2 separate regions of the Homo sapiens genome follow, and region 1 is linked to region 2. A link is an interaction called in ENCODE POLR2A ChIA-PET data of the cell type or tissue named here. Cell type or tissue: PC-9. All regions are shown on one strand. Links, peaks and the distances in the headings refer to the core of each region. The heading gives the core; the rest is flanking DNA. Region 1 holds the start of MECR (mitochondrial trans-2-enoyl-CoA reductase). Region 2 overlaps PHACTR4 (phosphatase and actin regulator 4).

Region 1 (12,833 bases), core at 2,844-10,843, 810 kb after region 2:
TGGTGATCAGTTCCATGTGGCGGGAGGGAAGAGAAGTCTTTGATGGCTCCCAGGCCTTTGGCTTGGACAACTGAATGCTGAGCTAGGGAGGAAGGAAGAGTAGATTTGGAGAGGGGACACAGGTGACCTGCAGTATGGATACAGAGCAGAGAGTGCTCAGGGCTAGACATACAGAACTGTGAGTTGGCTGGGTGGGTGGAGTCTAGGAGAGTCGAAAAACTTATTCTGGGTGATTTCACTGAACAATGAAATGACAACTTATGTCGATGGCTTACTGAGCTCCAAGTATGCTTAACATTTTATATACATGAGGACTGACTGCCGTTCAGTCCTCAAAATGCCTATGTGGAGGGTGGTATCACCCAAATTTAATGGAAAGGAAACTGAGGCTCAGAGAAATAATTTACTCAAGAGTCTTGATCTTAAGCTAGACTCCAAAATGCAGGCTGTTGAACCCTACACCAGCATTCACTACGCTGTGTGTGCTGAATTTTTCTTGGAGATACTGTTAGGTATTTCTTTTCTTTTTTTTGAGACAGAGTCTCGCTTTGTCGCCCAGGCTGGAGTGCTGTGGCACAATCTTGGCTCACTGCAAGCTCCGCCTCCCGGGTTCAAGGAATTCTCCTGCCTCAGCCTCCTGAGTAGCTGGGATTACAGGTGCGTGCCACCACGCCTGGCTAATTTTTTTTTTGTATTTTTAGTAGAGACAGGGTTTTATCATGTTGGTCAGGCTGGTCTCAAACTCCTGACCTCATGATCCACCCGCCTGGGCCTCCCAAAATGCTGGGATTACAGGTGTGAGCCACTGCACCTGGCTGTTAGGTATTTCCTGCGATCCAATTTGTTTGGGAAATGCTGCCTACTAAGCCCCTTTTCTAAGATTCTGACTACACGTTAGTCATAAAGGCTCTGAGAAGTCCCGGAATAAAGAAACCCATGTGGCCTGTGTCATCCAGAGCTTTCCAGATTTAATGTGGGCTGGGAACATTACAGTATTTTCACAGCACAGCCTGCCCCAAACAGCAGTTTGAGAAACGATGCTCTGGGCCCCTCGTTCTCTTCTTTGTCTTCTGGGAAGCCCAGCAGCTCTGCCATTTGAGATTCACTGAAGTGGGAGAGAAGGAGAGTGAAGAGGGCCAAGCAGGGGTGAGGGTTTAGGAGATGGGAAGTTAAGTTGAAGCTGCAAACACAGGTGGATGGTGTCGGGGGCTGGCCCCACATTTGCTGCAAGCCTGGGGGTGGGGGGGTCCAGCTGCCTCTCACCAGGGAGGCCAGCCTTGGCCTGCCCCAGGGAATGCCATCAATACCACAGACACTGCTGTTCCTGCAGACAGTGCTAACCATGTTGTCAAGGATACCATTCTGCTGAGACAGGAGGGAAAACAGGGACCAAGTCTGAATTCCAAGAGTTAAACCTCTAGTGTAATGATAGCAATTTCTTCCCTGTTCTTTAAAAAAACAAACAAACAAAACTCACCAAAGGAAACAGTGGCTATGTTTTGGAGTACAAATGAGGCACCCAACCCAGCCTGGCTAGATCTCAAATTGCTTCCCCCATACCGTTCACGTCCTCCGTGAATGTAATGGCGCCATGCAACTCGAGGGGATGCCACTGTCCTCAATCAACAGATCCCAGCCTGGATAAGGTCACAATGGCTCCTTTGAGGCCAAGGCTGTACACCTGTGATGCCATATGAAGTACAAGGGAGACAAAAGCAGGCAGAAGAAAGAGCCTTTTGAGAGGGGGGAAAAGAGGCCAGTACCCTGGGGACTGGCACAGTTATACTTGCTGTGTAAGGTGGGCATTAGCTAGCTCTGCTGAGATATCTTTCCTGCGTTCCACATTTAATTAGCAATCATTTGTACTTATCTTTCATCTTTTACTCAATCACATCAAACGGTCAATATCATTTTGAGCAGGAAGAAGAGGTAGGGAGAAATTGTCACTGGCCAGAGACTTTCTCGTCTACTTAGTACAGAACCAAGAATGTTTGTGTCATCACAGGGCACCGACTTAGTACAGAATCAAGAACGTTTGTGTCATCACAGGGCACCGGGTGAATGTAACTGACCCTCCTGTGGTCCTCCCCAGTCTGTCTGTGGTCCCCTGGTCACCAAACTGCCTTCTGTGATTCAGTGAAATGCCTGGTGTGCTAGGTACATTGTTCTGGGATTTGACTAATAATTAATAAGCAGGGCACAACTAGGCAATTGTGAAGGAATGAAGTTCCTCAGCTCGCAGCTTGTAAGGGCCTGGCTCCCAGGGAACTAAGGGAGTCCTGGGCTCTCGGGGAGAGCTCCTTTGCCTGAGCAAAGCTCCTTTGTTCCAGGTGGTTTGGTGTGCTGGACACAGCCACACCCTCCCTGCACCTCTTACGGCTTCCAGGACTCCCACCATTCAGGACTCATTTTTTGGCTCTTTAGCACAATTGTTTTGAACTGAAGGAATCAGAGACTTAGGGCAACTTCTGGAAGTTTCTACCCAGTTGGCAAAGAAACCTTCTCAATCCCCTACTTACCCTAAACTAAGAGGACCAGAAAGTCTGCAGGCCCCATGATATGCTACATCTGCTGACACCAGGGAAACTCCACTACAAGGGAGTTGCAGTCTGTCACTCAACTTGCTGAGGACCAACTCTTGGGGGCACAGTCCCTACCTGCAAGCTGCTTGGATCTCTTTGACAGGTAAAAACACAACCATGCAGCTCCTGTCTGGCTGGAGGCTGGGAGGGCTATTGATTGTGTAATGAACCAAGGGCCAAGAGGGGGTCCTTGGTAACATCTTGTGCCCAGGATCCCAGATTTCAAACAAAATCATTGCTCCCTGGAGGCTGCTGGAACAACCATTGGTGAGCAGGCAGTCAATGCCTGTGTTACTTTCCTAGAATTGTCACAGCCGGACAATTGTTGGAGCAAAGAGGATTCACGTCTCATGATAATTTCCATGGCTGCAGTGTTATGCTGAGAAGGATGTTGAGGGCCCGTCTTGTCTTGGCAGGAAGAGCGTTGTCTGGGGAGAATGTGATAAAGAGGTGTGTAGGTTTTGAGGTCTACAGAAAGGGACTGTGAAGGTCTGCATGGGGACAGCACACATACCCATATTTACCACTGCTGACCTTGGTCACTCTCTTCATTTTATCAAGGAGTAACTGAAGATAATTGGAGACTAACGTGATTTCCTCACTGCCATAATTAGTGGCAGAGGTGGGACTGGAACACAGGCAAGAAACATCCCAAGTCACAGGTTCACCTTGTGTCATCTTTGCTTTTCCTTCTCTAAAATGAGGACCCCTCCCACCTCACCCAGGGTGGGAAAGGCCAGTTCATCCCAGAGAGCTGCTAGGAGAGGGCAAGAGACAACTTGGAGTGGCTCCGAGGGGCAGCTTTCCTCCCGGACTCTCTGGACGGAGGGAAAACCCCAGTCTTTTGTGTGATTCCTAGGGGGTGTGCCTGCAGCTTTCACCTTCAGAGGCAACAGTGAGAAAACCAGGGTAGCAGGGCTTGGCCCTAAACTCCACAGCCTAGTCTAAAGGCCAGATGGAAGGTAATGTATGAGTTATAGGATGTGGAATCCGCTTAAGCTTGAGCCCTGTGATCTAAGGGTAGTCCCCTCTGAGCTGGTTTCAGCAGACACCTTTCTCACAGGATTACATGAGTGCACAGTAGGCAGTCAACAAATACGGACTGATCACACACACCATGTTTTCTCTTCCCTCGGGGTCTCTGCACATGCAGGTTCCTCTGCTTGGGACATTTCCCCACTTTCTCTCCTCATACACTGCTCACCGGATCTCTGGAGCACTCAGTTTACACCCTGTCTCTTCAGAGAACACTCTGACTAACCCGAGGGGGTTAGGTAACCCCCTTCTGGGTGTCCACAGGACTCTGAACATATCCCATCACAGCATTTACCCCACTGGACTATGGCGGCCTTTCTCCTGGATTAGGCTGTGAGGCTCTGAGGGCAACGACCACAACAGATTCAACTCTGTACCCTCAGTGCCTTGCACTCAGTAAACTCTCAAAGAATACATGCTGGCCAACTTACTATATCAATGCCTTCTGTTCCCACTCCATTCATGACCACAATAAAGAGCTCTAAACAGAGCACCAAACCCAAAATGCTATTTTTTCCCCAAAGTACTAAAATGTGGGTTTAAAAATCAAGTCACCTGCAGTTTTGCTTTATATTAACTGTAAAAAGAAGAAATTCCTGAGAGTAAACAGTGCCCTATAGTGAGAATGGACAGACTGGGGCCCCACTACCTGCTCCTCCAAAGTCCATCTGGCTTAAGACAGAATGGGTAGGCCGGGTGCCGTGGCTCATGCCTGTAATCCCAGCAATTTGGGAGGCTGAGGCAGGTGGATCACCTGAGGTCAAGAGTTCAAGACCAGCCTGGCCAACATGGCGAAACCCTGTCTTCACTAAAAATACAAAAATTAGCTGGGTGTGGTGGCACGCGCCTGTAATCCCAGCTACTCAGGAGGCTGAGGCAGGAGAATCACTTGAACCTGGGAGGTGGAGGTTGCAGTGAGCCGAGATTGCACCACTGCACTCCAGCCTGGGGGACAGAGCCAGGCTCTATCTAAAAAAAAAAAAAAAAAAAAAAAAAAAAGACAGAACGGGTATATGTCCACGGGTTTCCAGCTCCAGCTTAGTTTCATTGTTGTACTAGCAGCAGGCAGGTGAGAAAGCCAAGATGATCAGGATGCTGTTTTACAAAAGCCTCGGGATCCTGAAAAGGGGAGGAGACAGAGAATGGTATTTCTAAACTTTCCCAGGATTGGGGCTGCCCTTTCTACAGCGTAGAAATTTGGGGTTACCTGAATGACCTACAATTTCACCTTCTCTTCTGACCTTTTTCCCAATTTTATAGTCCATCTCATTCTCAAAAATCATTTGAGACTTTGGGAGGTTGAGGCAGAAGGATCGCTTGAGCTGAGGTGTTTGAGATCATCTTGGGCAACATGGTGAAACCCCATCTATATTTTTTATTTAAAATATTTAAAAAAGTTTATTTGAAGAAATCATTTGAGGTGACTGCTGTTGTTTCCTCAGGCCTATGTCTATATCAAGGACTTTTAATAAAGAAGGGGCATCCTAGCTGTAAGATCTCGGATAAGTGCCTTTCAATCTACTTGAGCTTCAATTTCCTTATCTGTAAAGTGGAAGTAATAATAACCAAACTGGAGTGTTTTGATTTTAAAACCCCGTAATATACAGGGAGCATTTAGTCCAATGCTTGCTATACAGCAGGTATACAATAAATGAAAGCTGTTTTCACCAGAAGATCCAGAGAATGGCAAAGTTCTGAGCGGACTTTCAGGAAAAAAAGAAGGCAAGAGAAGAACTAAGCGTTTCTGGGAACTATCTTTTTTTTTTTTTTTTTTTTTTTTGAGACACAGCCTCACTCTGTCGCTGAGGCTGGAGTGCAGTGGTGTGGTGCAATCTCAGCTCACTGCAACCTCTGCCTCCTGGGTTCAAGCGATTCTCCTGCCTCGGTCTCCCGAGTAGCTAGGATTACAGGCATGCACCACTGTGCCCGACTAATTTTTGTATTTTTAGTAGAGACAGGGTTTCGACATGTGGCCAGGCTGGTCTCGAGCACCTGACCTCTGGTGATCCGCCCGCCTCGGCCTCCCAAAGTGCTGGGATTACAGGCATGAGCCACCATGCCTGGCCCCTGGGTTTCTGGGAACTATCTGATAGGGAATCTAGAACTCTGCACAAGGGACAGTGGCTATGGAGAACTCTGAAATTTCTCAAATGTTTGTCATTCTTCTGCACAGTCTTACTTTACTTAGATCTACAGTTTAATCTTTTAAATAAAAAAGGCCCAAATACTTATTTAGGGAATCCCATTTTGGAAGAAAGGGAAAGAAACTAAGCAACAGGGGAAAATGGCTTAGGAGAGAACAGCTGCAATGTTTGGAGGCCAACAGGAATGAAAACAGGGACGTGAGAACAGGAGAAACCTGGAGGCCTCCTTTTGAGGATTCAGACCTGAGAAGGCTGTTCCTCATTCCTTCCCTCCTGCTTGCAGAGGTGTGGCCCACAGCGCAAGCATCACAAACCACACTAGTTCTGACAATGCTCTGTTCAGACTCTAGGTAGTCCCATGACCCCTACCTGGTGTAACCTGACCCAGACAGCCAGTTACCAGGATGTGTAAAGGACACCTGATTCTTTCTGTGACAGTGTGGTTACCCTAAACCTTGTAAGACATGACTACAAAGAGAATCCCAGTCTCTGGCTTCAGTCCATACGAGAACAAGTAAAGCCGCCTGAATCTGGGTCAGAAAGTAAAGTTGCCCTTCTGGAGCACGGAGAGAATTACTGCTTGTCTGACAATCTGTATCCACAAGGCAGTGGTTCTCAAGCCTGGCCTGGGCAGCAGAGTCACCTGGAGAGCTTTGAAAAAAACAGAAGCTCCAAGCCATCCTAGACCTACTAAGTACCTCAGGAGTGGGGCCTAGGAATACATACGGTAGTTTCTAAAAGCACTACAGGTCAAGCTGGGTGTGGTGGTACACACCTGCAATCCCTGCTACTCAGGAGGCTGAGGTGGGAGGATCCCTTGAGCCCAGGAGTTCAAGACCAGCCTGGGCAACATGGCATGATCTCATCTCAAAATAAATAAATAAATAAATAAATATATATATAAAATAAAAGCTGTCTGATATTTTATGTGGGCAAATACAAAAAATAAAAGCACTACAAATGGTGACTGTGCTGTGAAGCCAAAGTTGAATATAATGCTTTGTGGAAGTATCTTTTTTTTTTTTTTTTTGAGAGGAAGTCTTGCTCTGTTACCCAGGCTAAAGTTCAATGGCGCGATCTCGGCTCACTGCAACCTCTGCCTCCCAGTTCAGGCAATTCTCCTGCCTCAGCCTCCCGAGTAGCTGGAACTACAGGCTTGCACCCCCATGCCCAGCTAATTTTTGTATTTTTAGTAGAGACAGGGTTTCGCCATGATCTGCCCATGTTAGCCTCCCAAAGTGCAGGGATTACAGGCATGAGCCATCGCGCCCGGTTGGAAGTATCATGTTTTGAACTAGAGGGAAATTACTGAAGTTCCACAGAAGGACATAATAGAAGCTTTTTTTTTTCCTAAGTGGCATCTGCAAACAGACCGGTCTGTTCCAGCTTCTCTGGCTCTCCAAGAGGAGGGAATCAATTAGGAGGCAACTGCATTCAGCTGAACTTTCCCAGGCCTTCCTCATCACCACAGCAGAACTTAATAAAAGGTTCACTTTTTTTGGAAATTTAGATTTAGATTGAACTAACATTTTAGGAGCACCTGTTTTGTGGCAGGTCCTGCTGCAGACACAAACTACAAGTCCGTGGGAGAGACACTACATGGTTCTCATTTGGGGTACATTCCTGGAAATGGAGGAGTGTTCATCAGAGCTGTACCAGTTCCTTACAACGCAGTCCTTAGTGAGATGTCTTCCCTGACACAATGCTTTATTACCTACGATCAACATACAATTTGGAGTTTACTGACTGATGTGTCTTCTTGACATTCTTTTCGTTTCTATAATGCGGGATGTGGCTAGGCTGATTGGATGACCTTGAATTTATCTGAGGCTTATCCTCACCACCTGTCAAAACATCTAGCTTGATTTTTTTTTTTTTTTGAGACAGAGTCTCGCTCTGTTGCCCAGGCTGGAGTGCAGTGGCGCAATCTCGACTCACTGCAACCTCCGCCTCCTGGGTTCAAGCGGTTCTCCTGCCTCAGCCTCCTGAGTAGCAGGGATTACAGGTGCCCACCACCAAGCCCGGCTAATTTTTTTGTATTTTTAGTAGAGATGGGGTTTCGCCACGTTGGCCAGGCTGGTCTAGAACTCGTGACCTCAGGTGATCCACCCGCCTCAGTCTCCCTAATGCTGGGATTACAGGCGTGAGCCACCGTGCCCAGCTCTAGCCTGAATTTTAACCATTAAAGTAATACCACATTTGCCCATCCTTTGGAAAATAATCAAACTATTTGCTGGGAATCAAAGAGTTAAAAAGAAGGTACTGCACAAGAGTATGCAGGTGTTTTTTGGTGGAGAGCACTACATAGATCTTAGGTGATTACCACTATGAACTTTGTCTGTACTGTCTCCATTTTTTAAGATGATGAAACCGAGGCTCAGAGAACCTCAGTAACTTGCCAAATGCAAAGCTAGGACAAGGATTTGACCCCAAGTATTTTGATTCCCAGACCTGTGCTTTTGCTTTAGCTCCACTTCAGTGGCCCCAATAGCCCTTCTGAATGGCTATTTATGTGCAGATTTACAATGGTTGGCAACTGACATACTATTTTTATCAACCACGTGCAAAAAGCATGAATTAAGATCCAACAGAATTTTAGGAGGAGGACAAAGTCATAAAAGTAACGAGAAGTTGAATGACTTCTCTAAGACCAAACAGCTACTAAGACGTTGAGCCTGTATTTGACCAAATATAGATACTTGGGTCTGTATGGCACCAAAGCAGCTCTTTTTAACCAAGCCAAGATGCATATACGGTGCAGTGGAGAGAAACATGAGTTTGGAATCAGAAGCCATGGATTCCAGTCTCCTGTTCCAATCACTTATTAGCGGTATCACTCTGGGCAAGTCCCTTGCCCTCTGGAAACAATGATCTATGACCTACTCTTTACTGACACATGAAGATCCAAATGGATGTAAAAGTATTCTGAAAACTTCTTCCAAATAATAATAATAATAGTAAGAACTCACGCAGGTCAGTCAGACATAGGTTGGAATTCTGACCCTGTCACTTACTGGCTGTGTGACCTTGGACGAGTGATTTTACCTCTTCTGCCTCAGTTTTCATCTGCAAAATGGGGATAAATCAATAACTACCCCAAAACATTGTTGTGACAATTAAATGAGAGCATCCATTTAAACAAGGGATTGCCTGACACAATATTCGATCAATAAACATCAGCCATTAATACCCTGATAATTGCCTCTCGGGTCTTCAGCTACCTTCAAGTACGGTCTTTCTGACCTACCAAAAACGCCCTGGGCTTCGGCTTCGGTTTGCTATTCTCTGCCCCCTTCCTCGGACCCTGTCCCTCTCTTCCCAGTCCGCAGCTCGTGTTAAAGCCTTCCAGAAACCCCAGTCCCCTTCCCCGGCTTCGGCGCCGTCTCTTACTCGACGACCTTGGCTGGATCCCCGTGGTGCCCATAGACAAGCGCCCGGACCCGGGCAGGCTCGGCGGATGCGGAGTAGGAGGAGGCGGCAGGTCCGTGACAGCCAGAAGCTGGGAGCAGCCCCCGCCACTGCCGGGCGGGGGTTCGCACCCGCCACAGGGTACTGCAGACCCACATGCTCGCTCCAACCAACACAGAGCCTGACGCCCCGGCTACGTCATCTTCCAGCGACCGCGCGCCTGCGCCCCGCCCCTGCCCCGCCGGGTGACCACTCCCCCTTGGTCCCTTTGAAGGGCGTTTCCTTCCTTCGCTGCCCAAGTGGTGGCGCCTGGCTAGACTGCGTGTGGGCCCCGGAGGGATCCGGGGGTGCGGAGCTTGCGAGGCCGCCAAAGCTGTTGTCTCAACAAGGAGAGTCTGGGGCTAGTCCAAAGTCGTGTCTACAGCCTGCAGTTTGGTGTTTGATTTGGAGGAAATATTTACTCTCCCTGGCCTCAGTTTACCCTTCACATAATATATTGAGTGCTCACCGAGCCAGGCTCTTTAAGGTATTATCTCATTTAATCACCACTACCATGTAACGGCATAGGGAGGCAAAGCTTACTTCCCTACACTGAGGAGAGTACACGAAAGCTGCTGTGGAGGCAGGAGTATGGGGCTTGGAGTTAGAAAACTTAGGTTCAAATCCTAGCCCTGCCACTTCCTAGCTTGGCCACCTTGGGCAGGTGAAACTCTGAATTTTTCTCATCGGTACAATGGGGATAATATGCCTCCTTCCGGATTGTTGTGAGGATTGGATGAAATAATAGAGGAATGCTATTGTGGGTGGGAGAACGCATTGTAAAAAACTCTGTTCAGATGTAAGACAGGAATCACAAGGAGAAGGGTCCTCTCTCAAAATGCTCACAGTGTAGAAAGGGATTAAGTGGAACACTGGAAATGCCTGTAAAAAGGTGTAGCCCTATGAAGGATCTAGTCTGATTTTTGGTGTAGGGAAGACATGAACATTACTAAAACCCCAGATCGAGCTGTGGCTCGTGCCAGAGTGCAATGCTGTAGTCTGAAGAGAAGTGCTCTGGGATGGGGTGGGATGGGGTGGGGGCTCTTGGAGGAGGTGCTGTTAGAGCCAGCCCTGTGATTCAAAATCTTCTGTGTGCATAAAAATAATCCGAGGTCCCATCTTAGACCTACTGAATTAGAATCTTGCGGATGGGGGTTCCAGGAATCTACATCCTTACAAGCTCCCAAGAATATTCTGATGCAGGTGTCCCAGGAAACAGGTTTTAAGATACTGAGCCAGGGCTTTGAAGGATAAGGAAGAGTTCCTTTCCTGGATTTTATTGACTTGAAGCTTGCCATCTCCAAGCCTTTCCTCTGAGGAAGAGAGCACAGCAAAGTACTGTGAGCTAGATTTGGACAAACCTGGCTTTATGTCCTAGCTCTGCCATTTTCCAGCCATTTGATTTCGGACAAGTCACCAGGCCTCTCTGTGTCTTCACTTTCTTACTCTTAAAATGGAAGGAATACTAGTTATCTGTTTCAAGATTGTTGTGAGGGTCAAGTGAGATATTATCCACTTGAAGCATTTAGTACAATGCTTGGCACATGGAAGCATTTGATAAATATTATCGGGGGTTATTGTGATTAAATGAGAAATATCACACATAAAACCCTCAGACTAGGGTCTGGCTTATAGTATGTGCTCACTAAATGTCTGTACTTGTTTTTATTATTAGAGAAAGTTGGTGTCCCATGGTGGGGGAAAGGCTTGGCCCCACATTTATGTGCCAGCACACACACGATGACCAGTCCTGCTTACCCTTTTCCCCAGTGACACATAGGCTTACTTGAACTGGGAAGTACAACGTAACCTTCTGTTGTAAGACTCCCTAGGTGACATTGAGATGTCGACATTCTCTTCTTCACCAAATTGGCTCCTCTGAATTTCTGGGGAGCCCAGTCAGGAAGCCTGAAGAATCATCCAGCAAGTCCTCCTCCTTGGGGCTGGACTTTAGCCTCCTGTGCATCCCAATAGCCCTCACTTTTAGTCTAGGCCATCTGGGTTCTTGCAGGGGCATAGTTTGAGAACTACTGACTGAGGGGTTCAAGTCCAATTTCCTGGACTTGCATTCAAGATTCTTTGCACTCTGACTCCCACACTGCATTTCCAGCTTCATCTTCTCCTGTTGGACCGTGCATAGCCTGTGATCCAGCTGCATCTGATACCCGTCTTCCCCAGTGTGTCTTGTGCCTTTATTCAGGCCACTCCTTCTGCCTGAAATGCTGTTCCCTGCCTCGGAAACTCCAGGTTCAGATGTCATTTCTTTGATGTTTCAAAACTCCCTAGGTCATCTGCTGCTGCCTTTGTGTTTTCCCTGGAGCTGTGTTATGGCCTTTAGTACATCGTCTCTTATTTATTCCCCTCCAGGCAAGACTGGAGCCATGTTTGGTTTATCTCCATAACACCAGCACCCGATATGAGCCTGGCACAGGGTAGGTGTCATAAATATTCCATGAGTTGCAGGTAATTGAATTTCCTCATGGCCTAGAACGGTCTGTGGTGCCATCTCCTTTTCCCTAGATTTGGGCTGGTCACTCCAGGCCAGGAATTTCCTTCTTCCTTCTTCTCTCAAGGATTATAGAAGTCTGTGGTCTTTTTTTTTTTTTTTTTTTTTTTTTGAGACAGAGTTTTGCTCGTTGCCCAGGCTGGAGTGCAATGGCGCGATCTTGGCTCACTGCAACCTCCGCCTCCCAGGTTCAAGCAATTCTCCTGCCTCAGCCTCCTGAGTAGCTGGGATTACAGGTGCCCGCAACTACGTCTGGCTAATTTTTGTATTTTTTTTTTTTTTAGTAGAGACAGGGTTTCACCATGTTAGTCAGGCTGGTCTCAAACTCCTGACCTCGCCTCTGCCTCCCAAAATGCTGGGATTACAGGTGTGAACCACTGTGCCCGGCTGAAGTTTGTGGTCTTTTAAAAGTAAAGCAGAAAGTCCTCTTCTCATCTGTCTACCTGTTGCTTGTGTTCTCTTTCTCCCTCCATTATAGTCTCTGCCATCTTCCCCTGCACAAAGGGCAAAGGGATGTGGAATCAGTCAGATCTGGGTTCAAATCTAGGGCCCGCCGTCTATTTACTAGCTGTGTCACCTTAGGCAAGTGTCATATGCTCTCTGAACCTCAGTTTCCACACCCGTAAAATGGGATCACTGGTAAAACTCCTATTTTGAGGCTCTCTCAAGAGCCCTCTGCAAACAGCACCCTTGGTTGTTTCTTCTGTTCACTGGTTTTCTCTCCTTGAGTTTCCTTTTCTGGGTGGGCCTCTCTGGCTCCTCTCTGCTCCAGCGTCTCTGTATCTTAGTTTCTTCCCTAAGGTTTCCCCTTGGTTTCTTCTTGCTTCTGCCTCCCTCTCCCTATTTAATTATCTGTGTCTAATTCTTGCCTGCTGTGTCTTTTGGTCCCTTTCCTAACTCAGTGTGGAGCTCATCAGCTCTCACAAGAGAGGAGACCAAGAGCCCAGGAACTCTCAACCCAGCGATACCTCCTCCAGCCCCAGGGCAGCTTCAAGGTGTGTCCATCTCAGCATGAAGCCAGCTAGGAGGGGCAGGGCACAGGGAGGGCCTACATATACCTTGAACTCCTACGCTTTGTTCAGTGTCACTGCCCAGTGGTCAGACCCATCTGCCCATGGC
Region 2 (10,835 bases), core at 28-8,027:
ATAATACTAACTGAGGTTAGGCTTTTTGGGCTACTAGTACTAGCAATCATCTGGCTCAGATTAAGAGCTTTTGTCTTGCTTTGAGAAGACTGCCCTTTATTACTTTGTAATATCAGAATTTTTCTGCTTTTAACGACCTTAGATAATTTCTTTAGGACCTTGGCTTTCTTTCCCCCCTGAAGAGTAGTTTTTAGGATTATGCCTAGTTCATCAATTAGATCCATCATCAATTAGATCCATCCTTAGTTTGAACACAAGAGGGCAGTCTGTACTTCTTCATAAATTTTTTTTTTTTTTTTTTTTTTTTTTTTTTTTTTGAGACAGAGTCTCGCTGTGTCCCCAGGCTGGAGTGCAGTGGGGTGATCTGGGCTCGCTGCAATCTCCGCCTCCCGAGTTCAAGCCATTCTCCTGCCTCAGCTTCCCGAGTAGCTGGGACTACAGGCACGTGCCACCACACCCAGCTCATTTTTTGTATTTTTAGTAGAGACAGGGTTTCACCATCTTGGCCAGGATGATCTCGAGCTCCTGACCTCATGATCTGCCCACCTTGGCCTCCCAAAGTGCTGGGATTACAGGCGTGAGCCACCGTGCCCAGCCACTTATTCCTAAAGTTTGTAGCTTCATTACCAGGTTAAATCTTGAAGAATTTGGTAAACTGAGTTTTATTATAGTAGTCTGGTGACAAATTCTAAAGAACATGACCATATGATAAACTAGAATAATACATGACAACTCCGTAGGTTTGTACTGGAAACCTAAGTTTTCATTCTGAGTGACCTCCTTGCTTCACTTAAGTAAACATAACCTAAATTTTAATATAATCTTATCAATCAAATTTATTATTAAACAATTAAATTAAACTGAAATTAACCTTAAATATAACTTAAATTTTCTAGGGAGTATCAACGTGAGAGTTGCTATAGAAGTTATAGTTGACCAGTAGTCAATTGAGGCATAAAGTGAAATGTGCTTTTGATTGTTTACTAAGATAGGTAGAAATTTGGGTTCTGTGCTAGTGAGATTATTTTTTTCTTTTTCTTTTCTTTTTTTTATTTGAGACGGAGTTTTGCTCTTGTCGCCAAGGCTGGAGTGCAATGGCACAGTCTCACTTCACTGCAACCTCCACCTCCCGGGTTCAAGTGATTCTCCTGCCTCAGCCTCCTGAGTAGCTGGGATTACCAGCACCTGCCACCATGCCCAGCTAATTTTTGTATTTTTAGTAGAGATGAGGTTTCACCATGTTGGCCAGGCTGGTCTTGAACTCCTGACCTCAGGTGATCCACCCGCCGTGGCCTCCCAAAGTGGCGGGAATTGCAGGCGTGAGCCACCATGCCCGGCTGAGATTATTTTTTATTTTTATTTTTTTGGTTTGTTTTTGTTTTTTGGGGGTTTTTTTGAGGTGGAGTCTTGCTCTGTCACCCAGGCTGGAGTACAATGGTGTGATCTCGGCTCACTGCAACCTCCGCCTCCTGGGTTCAAGCAATTCTCCTGCCTCAGCCTCCCAAGTAGCTGGGACTACAGGCACCTGCCACCACACCCAACTAATTTTTGTATTTTTAATAGAGACGGGATTTCGCCATATTGGCCAGGCTGGTCTTGAACTCCTGACCTCAGATGATCCACCTGCCTCGGCCTCCGAAAGTGTTTGGATTACAGGTGTGAGCCCGGCCTGAGATTATTTTTTTCTAAACACTTATTTAAATCTTGGAATTTGTAAATTAACATTCATTCAATCATAATATGGAGTTTATAGGAAAACAGAAATGACTCATATTTAACTACCATTCTCCTCTGTCTCCATTTTTCCTTCTAAATGTTATAATGATTTTTTTCTTAGTTGTTTACTATACATATACACACATATACATATGATAAGAATTTGGTGTACTCAGTGTCATTTGACAAAGAAAAGAATTGAGGATGTAAAATGAGTTTGTTTCTTTTGGTGGAGTGAGAATTTTGTTATAATCAAGTTAGCTAATAATTAAGTAGAAATATTGAAAAAGAGATAAAAGACTACACATTGGGTACAGTGTACACGGCTTGGATGATGGTTGCACCAGAATCTTAGAAATCACCACTAAAGAACGTATTCATGTAACCAAATACTACCCATTCCCCAAAACCTATTGAAGTAAAAAATGACATAAAAAAGGAAAAAAAGAAAACAGAAACCACCCAAAAGAAAGAAAGAAAGAACGAATGAACAAAAGAAAGAAAGAACGAATGAACAAAAGAAAGAAAGAAAGAGAAAGAAAGAAAGAATTATTTGTGGTATTCTGGAAATAAAAGTAGTGAGGGATTTTTACGAATAAAGTACCAGAAGGATAGACCTAAGGTCTCTAGGACCTTTTCTACCTGGACAGATGCTTACACATTTCATTATATAATATTTAAATATCATGTTCGTTAATATCACTATTGGTCTCGTTGAAAAAAATGTTAAATGTTGGGAAGCTGTCAAGCTCATTCTGGATGTAAATTTTCCAAAATAGGAATTTCACTTGAAAGCTTGAATTCTATCACTAGCAACAAATACTGTTAATTTTCTTTATTAGTGACAGGCTTACTTTTGAGAAAATGCCTGTCAGCTATCTAAGCTTGAATAACATAGCTTGTTGTTCAGTCTTTCAAGTAAAAATAGTATTCCATGAAGAAAACTGTCTAGTTCAGTTTGCAACTCAGTCACACAAATGCCTTTCCTGGAGATAACCATCATACTTAGTATACAAATGTGCTTTATACATATTTCTGTTTCATCATAAACAGTAATAAAAATATATGTACTAAAGGGTTGATATTTATTAAAACTAATATTTTTTATTGCTTTATCAAGGACATTCTTAAAGTTGAATTTATTTTTCACTGTAACTGTGTAGTTGTGAAGAATACAATGATTTCTGCTACAGTTTGGTGCTGTTGCCTTGATTTGTGTTAAGGTGCTAACAGTTTTGCTCACCATTGCTTTTGTACCATCAGTGCAAGTGTCAACACAGTGGAAAAGGCAAATAATTTTTTTGTATTCTTATGTATTTAGTTTTACCTCTTGGACTTCTGAAAGGATCTCAGGGATCCCCAGAGATCAGCAGATTATACTTGCTTCATTTTCCTGAGGTTCCTAGAGGCCCTTCTATGGAAGTCATGAGTAAAGTTAAGATTTAATCCTGGAGATTGTATTGGGCAGGGTTTCAGTGTGGACTAGGTCTTGGACATTTGACAGAAATATGGTCAGAGGGAGTGATTAGCTCTGTGGTTTCTCCTAAGCAGGAGTACCCTGCACCACTACCCCCGGGCCACAGGAGGTGAGCAGTGGGCCAGTGAGCATTACAGTCTGAGCTCCACCTCCTGTCAGATCAGTGATTAGGTGGAACAGTTTCATCCCAAACCACCCCAACACCCCCGTCTGTAGAAAAATTGTCTTCCATGAACCTGGTCCCTGGTGCCAAAAAGGTTGGGGACCGCTGGGTTAAAGAAACTTTTGTGGAGCGAAATGAGTCTGGAACTCATTAGGCAATCAAGTATGTTCAAAGAAGAAATCCATAAGCATTTAGTCAAGACAGGCTGAGGGCCAGGCTCACCTGGGTACTGTGTTCTTAGCTTTAAAAAGGATAAATAGCAGCAGAGATATTGGTGATGACAGCTTTCAATATATCTCTTGAGTCACATTGCTCCAGTCTGTGTACAGGTGGCCTTGCAGTCTGTAGAGGTGGTACGCAACTGTCATCCTGGGTTATCCAGTCTCCATTTTCCTGACAGCTTTGCTTCTTTCCTGTGTTAGCTCCTTTGTTTCCTAAACCCTCATGTCTTCCTCTGTCTTGGTTGCCAGTAGCTTTTTGATGTTGAACCTCCTGGAATAATTATCTAATTCATTTCTTTTTCCTTTAGATATGTTTCCTGCAAGATTTATTCAACTTTATCTTCTACTTTTATTAAATTTTTCTTTTCTACTATTAGAGTTTAATCTCCAGGAGGTCTTTTTGAAGTCTCTGCATGTTTCTTTTTATACTATCCTTTCATTCTTTCAACAGATTTTCCTTGCCCTGCATAGTCTCTTTTTTTCCTAACATTGTTTTTAAATATTGATTTGGTTTCTTTTATGTTAGAGTTTTTCTCTGATGTCTAGTAATAATTAACTGTCTGCTGATGGTTAAAAGTGAGGGACTAAATAGCCAGTTAGAAGCTTTAAATGTATAGGCAGGTTGCCTTTGGGTGAGCTTCTTGGCCTTATTGTTGATGAACATTCTCATATCAGTATCAGGGTCTAAGGGGCACAGTCTTCCCACTGTGTTTGGATGGTAAGGGGTGAAGAAAACTGACTGAAGAGACTGCTGCATTCAGCATTAATTATGCATATTTTCACTTAATTCTCTTCCATTTTTAATTTTACTTGTATTTGTATTTTATTTTACTTTATTTTTATCTTTTGAGATGGAGTCTTGCTCTGTCACCCAGGCTAGAGTGCAGTGGCGCCATCTCAGCTTACTGCAACCTCTGCCTCCTGGGTTCAAATGATTCTCCTGGCCTCAGCCTCCCGAGTAACTGGGATTACAAGCACCCATCACTGCCTGGCTAATTTTTGTAGTTTTAGGGTTTCACCATGTTGGCTAGGCTGGTCTCGAACTCCTGACCTCAGGTGATCCGCCTGCCTCGGCCTACCAAAGTGCTGAGATTACAGGCATGAGCCTCTGCAGCTGGCCTTATTTTCTTTTTCATTTTATTTTTTTATTTTTATTTTTTGGGGTCAGTCTTCCTCTGTCTCAAAAAAAAAAAAAAAAAAAAAAGCACCGCAGCCTCGACCTCCTGAGCTCAAACAATTCTCCCACCTCTGCCTCCCAAGTAGCTGGGACTATAGGCACATACCACCATGCCTGACTAATTTTTTTACTTTTTGTAAAGATGCAGTCTCCCTATGTTGCCCAGGCTGGTCTTGAACTCCTGGGCTCAAGTGATTCTCCCACCTCGGCCTCCCCAAAAGTTGAGATTACAGGCATGAGCCATTGCACCCAACCCCTTCCATTTTTTGTACCATATCCCTACCATCAGTTGCCTTTTGCGACCCCTTTCCAGAGACCATTTGCTTTACACTTTCTTGGAAAACAGATTCCAAAATTCCGCCAGAGTTAGTGTAGGACAGACATTGAAGATCATGGAGTAGGGAAAGTGATAGAGGAATCAAACAGCTTTTACCTTGCTTCTCCTGATTTTAGGTCACCTCCCTTTCATCTCATTTCAGAGACCTGGATAAAATACAATGAATGTATTACTTGTTAACCTATACTGGTGTATACTACCAGTTAAAAGAAAAAATTAGGCTGGGCGCGGTGGCTCACCCCCGTAATCCTAGCACTTTGGGAGGCCGAGGTGGACGGTTTGCCTGAGCTCAGGAATTCGAGACCAGCCTGGGCAACAAGGTGAAACCCCGCCTCTACTAAAATACAAAAAATTACCCAGGCATGATGGCGTGCTACTGTAGTCCCAGCTACTTGGGAGGCTGAGGCAGGAGAATTGCTTGAACCCGGGAGGCGGAGGTTGCAGTGAGCCAAGATCACGCCACTCCACGCCAGCCTGGGCAACAGAGCGAGACTCTGTCTCAAAAAAAAAAAAAAGAGAGAGAAAAGAAAGAAAAAAATTCATGGCTACACTGTACATAAGTGCTGAGTGAAGGAAGGATCCAGAGAGGATGTGCATAGAATTTGTGCTACCATGATGCTCCACACCCCACTACTTTCAAAAATAGCTAATTCGTGCTTCTGCTTTCTTCCTCCCTTTTCAACTGCTTATGGAGTTAACAGTCATTCTCCCAAGAGCATACCAGAACAAAAGGGACTGAAACCCTAGCATATCACTTATTTAAAAGTACTGAGTTGTGACTTCCTTCTAAAGATTTTTGAGGTGGAGGAGGATCTGCATACTAATTGCCTTCCCAAAATGTTTTAAATCATCTGAATACTTCATTAAGTTTCTATATACCCTCTCTTGTATAAATATGAACATGACTTGTTGAAAATACTTTTTTGGGTGTGTTTGGTGATTGTTTAATGAGATGTAGATTATCAGTTTGCATTCTGAATTTAAAGCTAGTTGCAAAGGCTTTATTCATATGCATGGCATTCTGGAAACAAATTTATAAGATAATACCTCCTTTTGATTAGAATTTGTATCATATAGGAAATAGGAGAAGTAGTTTGTTAAGGTAGCAAATAGAATTTATTATTTCCTAAACAAAGTCAATTATTTTTTTCTTATTCTGTATCTGAATTTATGAATTATTATGATGATGCTATAAAGGAGTTTTTTTCTAGCTGTTTAAGAACATTTGCCAAGGAGCCAAACTCAAGACATAATGCACTTCAAAGTTCATGGGAAAACATTTTTGATGTTATGTTGTTATCACTTGAAGCTCAAAATATGCCAGTAACATAGTCCTTCCCTCCCTCCTCTTTAAGAATGAAAGACAAAATACAAGCTTAATTAGTTTTGAGGTCCTCAGGGTGTAGGAGTTAAATTCCTCCAGTATTACATGATGCCAAAATTGATGCTAGTTCCATTTTTTCTCCTAGTGGTCTTGATGAGAAATTTAATATAGCATTATTATAAATATATATTAAATATCCTCTGTCATCTTATTTCCTGAAGGGGTATAAAGGTCAACATGTTTTTACTGTTACATCCTACCCACTGCCCAGTAGTAAACACACAATACATATCTGTATGTGTTTCTTCCAGTGGTTTTAATTTTTCTGCATAAGATAGAATTACCAATCTTAAGGAAAACAGAGTACACAGGCACCAAATTCTGTGAACCTGAATAACAGATATTATGTAATTATTTTTTCTGTCAGTAGAAAAAGATGAGCTGTAGTAGTAGTAGTAGAAGCCTGGAAAGGCAGTAATGCTGACATTCTGGACTATTGCCTGTGTCCTCTCACCACTTTTTATCACTTCTGACTACGTCTTACTCCTAGAAAATCATAGCAAGTGGGATAGGTTGACTAAATGCATGGACTGGTTTCCATCTGAATTTATTGCTGCAAACTGAGCCCTTATCAATGTGTCATGCACCCTGGACAGACGATGATATATGTCATACAAATGTTTTCTTCCAGCCTGTGGCTTGTCTATTTGCTTTCAGAGGCTTTTAAAGTAATGCAATCCAATTTAATCCATTTTCTCTTTTATAGTTCATAATTTTTGTGTTTTCTTGAAGAAATCTTTGCTTAACCAAAGATTAGGTTTTATTTTAAGTTGTTGATTCTTTTTGAGTTAATTTTTAGATATGGTACAAAGTTGGAAATATTCTCCTTTGTCCACTGAATTACCTTGACACCCTGTTGAATTCCTGATGAAACTGGTAATTTTCTTTCTTGCTTTTTTTTTTCTTTTTTTTGCTGTTCCCCCCTTCCTTCCCCCTGAAATGGGTAATTTTCTAGGAAAATATAATTTGCCAAAGGAACTCAAGAAATAAAAATCCTATGTAGACTAGTGTTAAAATGTGATTAGGCCAGGGGTTTTGTGGACAATTTAATTCATGTTGATGAAGCAGATGATTGCAGTAGTCCCTCCTTATTTATGGGGGATATACCAAGACCAAGAATGCCAGTGGATCCCTGAAATCATGGATAATACTGAACCCCAATATGTACTGTTTTTTTCCTGTATATACATACATACATATGTACCTGTGATAAAGTTTGGATTATAAATTAGGCACAGTAAGAATTTAATAACAATAACTAATAATAAAATAGAACAAATAAGTAAAACAAAGATTACTTGAACACAAGCACTGCAATACCGCCACAGTTGATATGGCAACTGAGATGGCTGCTAAGTGATTAACAGGCAGTGAACACATACGGTGTGGATATGCTGGACAAGGTGATGGATGATTCACCCCTGGGCAGGACAGAGCAGGATGGCATGAGATTTCATCATGATACTCAGAGTGGCACATGATTTAAAACTTACAAGTTATTTATTTCTAGAAATTTTCCATATTATATCTTTGGACTGCAGTCAACCACAAGTAACTGAAACTGCAGAAAGTGAAACCACAGATAAGAGGGGACAGCTCTATAATGCTATATCAATCAGTATAGCAGAGAAAAAGAAAGTATACCTGTTTATTTTATAAAGTTGGCAAAATCTTGATAACTAAAAGCTGACAGTCTGGGCATAGTGGCTCATGCCTCTAATCTCAGTCCTTTGGGAGGCCCATACGGGAGGATTGCTTGAGCCCAGGAGTTCAAGAACAGCCTAGGCAACATTGGGAGACCCTACAAAAAAAAAAAAAAAAAAGACACAAGAATCTTTTAAAAAGTTAGCCAGGTATGGTGGCACACATCTATAGTCCCAGCTATTTGGGAGGCTCAGGTGGGAGGATTGCTTGAGTCCAGGAGGTCAAGGCTGCAGTGAAATGAGATTGTGCCACTGCACTCCAGCCTGGAGGACAGAGCACAGCCCTATCTCTAAATAAATAAATGCTGACAAAGATAGTAGAAAAATACATTTGTCCGGCTGGGTGTGGTGGCTCATGCCTATCCCAGCACATTGGGAAGCCAAGGCAGGCAGATCACATGAGGTCAGGAGTTTGAGACCACACTGCCCAACATGGCGAAAGCCTGACTCTACTAAAAATACAAAAAAAAAAAATAATAATAATAATAGCTGGGCGTGGTGGCAGGCAACTGTAACCCCAGCTACTTGGGAGGCTGAGGCAGGAGAAACATCTAAACCTGGGAGGCAGAGGTTGCAGTGACTCAAGATTGCGCCACTGCACTCTGGACTGGGTGACAGAGCAAGACTCCATCTCAAAAACAAAAAACAAAACAAAACAAACAAACAAATACATTTGTTCTATTCCACTTAATACAGCTGTAGAAAGTCTATATAAATTACATGTAGATTAAATCCAACAAATCATTATTTTTTCTTATTACAAAAACAATATATATTTCTTTGAGAAAAATGAGAAAATATGGCATAAAGGAGAAAATTTTAAGGCCAGGTGCAATGGCTCACACCTGTAATCTCAGGACTTTGGGAGGCTGAGGCAGTGGATCACCTGAGGTCAGGAGTTCGAGACCAGCCTGGCTAATATGGTGGAAACCTGTCTCTACTAAAAATACAAAATTTAGCCGGGCATGATGGTGTGCGCCTGTAGTCCCAGCTACTTGGGAGGCTGAGACAGGAGAATTGCTTGAACCCTGGAGGCAGAGGTTGCAATAAGCTGAGATTGTGCCACTGCACACCAGCCTGGGTGACAGAGAGAGACTCCATCTCAAAAAATAAAAAAAGGAGAAAAATTTAAATCATTTGACCTTTCTATCCATTGGTAATTACTAATAACATTTTGATATATCTACTTTTATGATTTTTTTCTAGGGAAGTTTTCTATGTACAGTAGTTACATTTTTTAACATGCCAATTTATAGCTAGCTGTTTTCTGCTTGTTTGGTGCCCGCCCCCATGCCCAGCTAATTTTTTTGTATTTTTAGTAGAGACAGGGTTTCACCATGTCGGCCAGGCTGGTCTCGAACTCCTGAAATTAAGTAATCCACCCGCCTCGGCCTCCCAGAGTGCCAGGATTACAGGCGTGAGCGACCGTGGCTGGCCTGTTTTTGTCCCCATTTGATATGTCAAATCTATAAATATATTGAAAGAATATGACCCAAGAGGATTTATTGCAATATCTAAGGATTATGTAGATATATTATCACTTTACACATATATATACACACACACATATAAAGTGTAAATATATATGTGTATATAGTGTAAAAAACATATATAAAGTGATACATGTATGTGTGTGTGTATATATACACACACACACTTTTTTTGAGATGAAGTCTACCTCTGCCTCCTGGGTTCAAGCGATTCTCCTGCCTCAGCCTGCCGAGTAGCTGGGACTATAGGTGAGCAGCCACCATGCCTGGCTAATCTATAAATAGTTACAAATTATTACCTTGATAGGTCAAAAACTAGAACGAAAATGATATGCTTGCTTATCTTTGTAGATGGGAAAATTCAACTCTTCTAGTTAAAAGCTTTAGTTACCCTAGGAATAGGATAATGTATTTTTATTCTTAAATACTTAAATAATATCAACATCTGCATTTCTACCAAATTGATTTAAAAATTGATAACATTAAGACACATTTTATAAAGTAAAACTTGTTAGATAAAGTCTCCTTTGACCACCTTTGTCTAGTGACAACCCATACATACCACGAATGTTGTGTATATCCTTCTAGTTCATTTTTTTCTGTTACAACATTGCTTACATACTTTGATAGGATCAAGACCAGTTCTCTAGGCCAGATGCAGTGGCTCACACCTGTAATCCCAGTGCTTTGGGAGGCTGAGGCAGGCAAATCGTCTGAGCGCAGCCTGAGCAACATTGTGAGACCCCATCTCTACAAAAAATACAAAAATGAACTGTGAGTGGTCTCGCAGTACTGTGGTCCCAGCCACTCAGGAGGCTGGGAGAATCACTTGTGCCTGGGAGATTGAGGCTGCAGTGAGCCATTGATATGGGTAGGCTTTGTCTTCCCACCCAAATCTCATCATGAATTGTAAACCCCATAATGCCTATCATCCCCACGTGTCAAGGTAGAGACCAGGTGGAGGTAATTGAATTATGGGGGCAGTTTACCCCATGCTGTTCTCATGATACTGAGTTCTCACAAGATCTGATGGTTTTATAAGGCGCTCTTCCCCCTTCACTCAGCCCTTCTCCTTCCTGCCACCTTGTAAAGAAGACACCTTGCTTCTCCTTCACCTCCCACCATTATGGTAAGTTTCCTGAGGCCTCCCCAGCCATGCTGAACTGT

Evidence for each region. ChIA-PET counts read pairs that join two places held together with the same protein. Peaks named below come from ENCODE experiments on the same cell type or tissue, not always from the same donor. Only the 100,000 strongest peaks of a DNase experiment are listed, where the experiment ranks them.
Region 1: POLR2A ChIA-PET joins it to region 2 with 26 read pairs; 2 of 35 experiments call an interaction of 5 or more read pairs at or near these places.

Annotation. Positions count from the first base shown.
Region 1 is chr1:29,221,580-29,234,412 of GRCh38, forward strand. It overlaps MECR (mitochondrial trans-2-enoyl-CoA reductase), which reads right to left and starts at 9,355. Exons shown (of 10, transcript NM_016011.5): 1 at 9,152-9,355. The coding sequence starts at 9,327. It overlaps LOC124903887 (a long non-coding RNA gene), which reads left to right and starts at 2,174. Exons shown (of 2, transcript XR_007065564.1): 1 at 2,174-3,032; 2 at 3,144-3,237. RefSeq lists enhancers at 8,731-9,231, 9,232-9,732, 9,257-9,366. In PC-9, for the core only: CTCF peaks have their summits at 9,520 and 9,720; DNase peaks (open chromatin) are centred at 6,072 and 9,402; H3K4me3 peaks cover 2,326 bases; H3K27ac peaks cover 4,051 bases.
Region 2 is chr1:28,409,669-28,420,503 of GRCh38, forward strand. All of the region lies in intron 2 of PHACTR4 (phosphatase and actin regulator 4), which reads left to right. Among named protein-coding and RNA genes, the nearest start is that of PHACTR4, 45 kb to the left of the region's middle. RefSeq lists an enhancer at 296-355 and a silencer at 7,785-7,844. In PC-9, for the core only: a CTCF peak has its summit at 234 (motif pointing right); DNase peaks (open chromatin) are centred at 273 and 7,873; H3K27ac peaks cover 1,747 bases.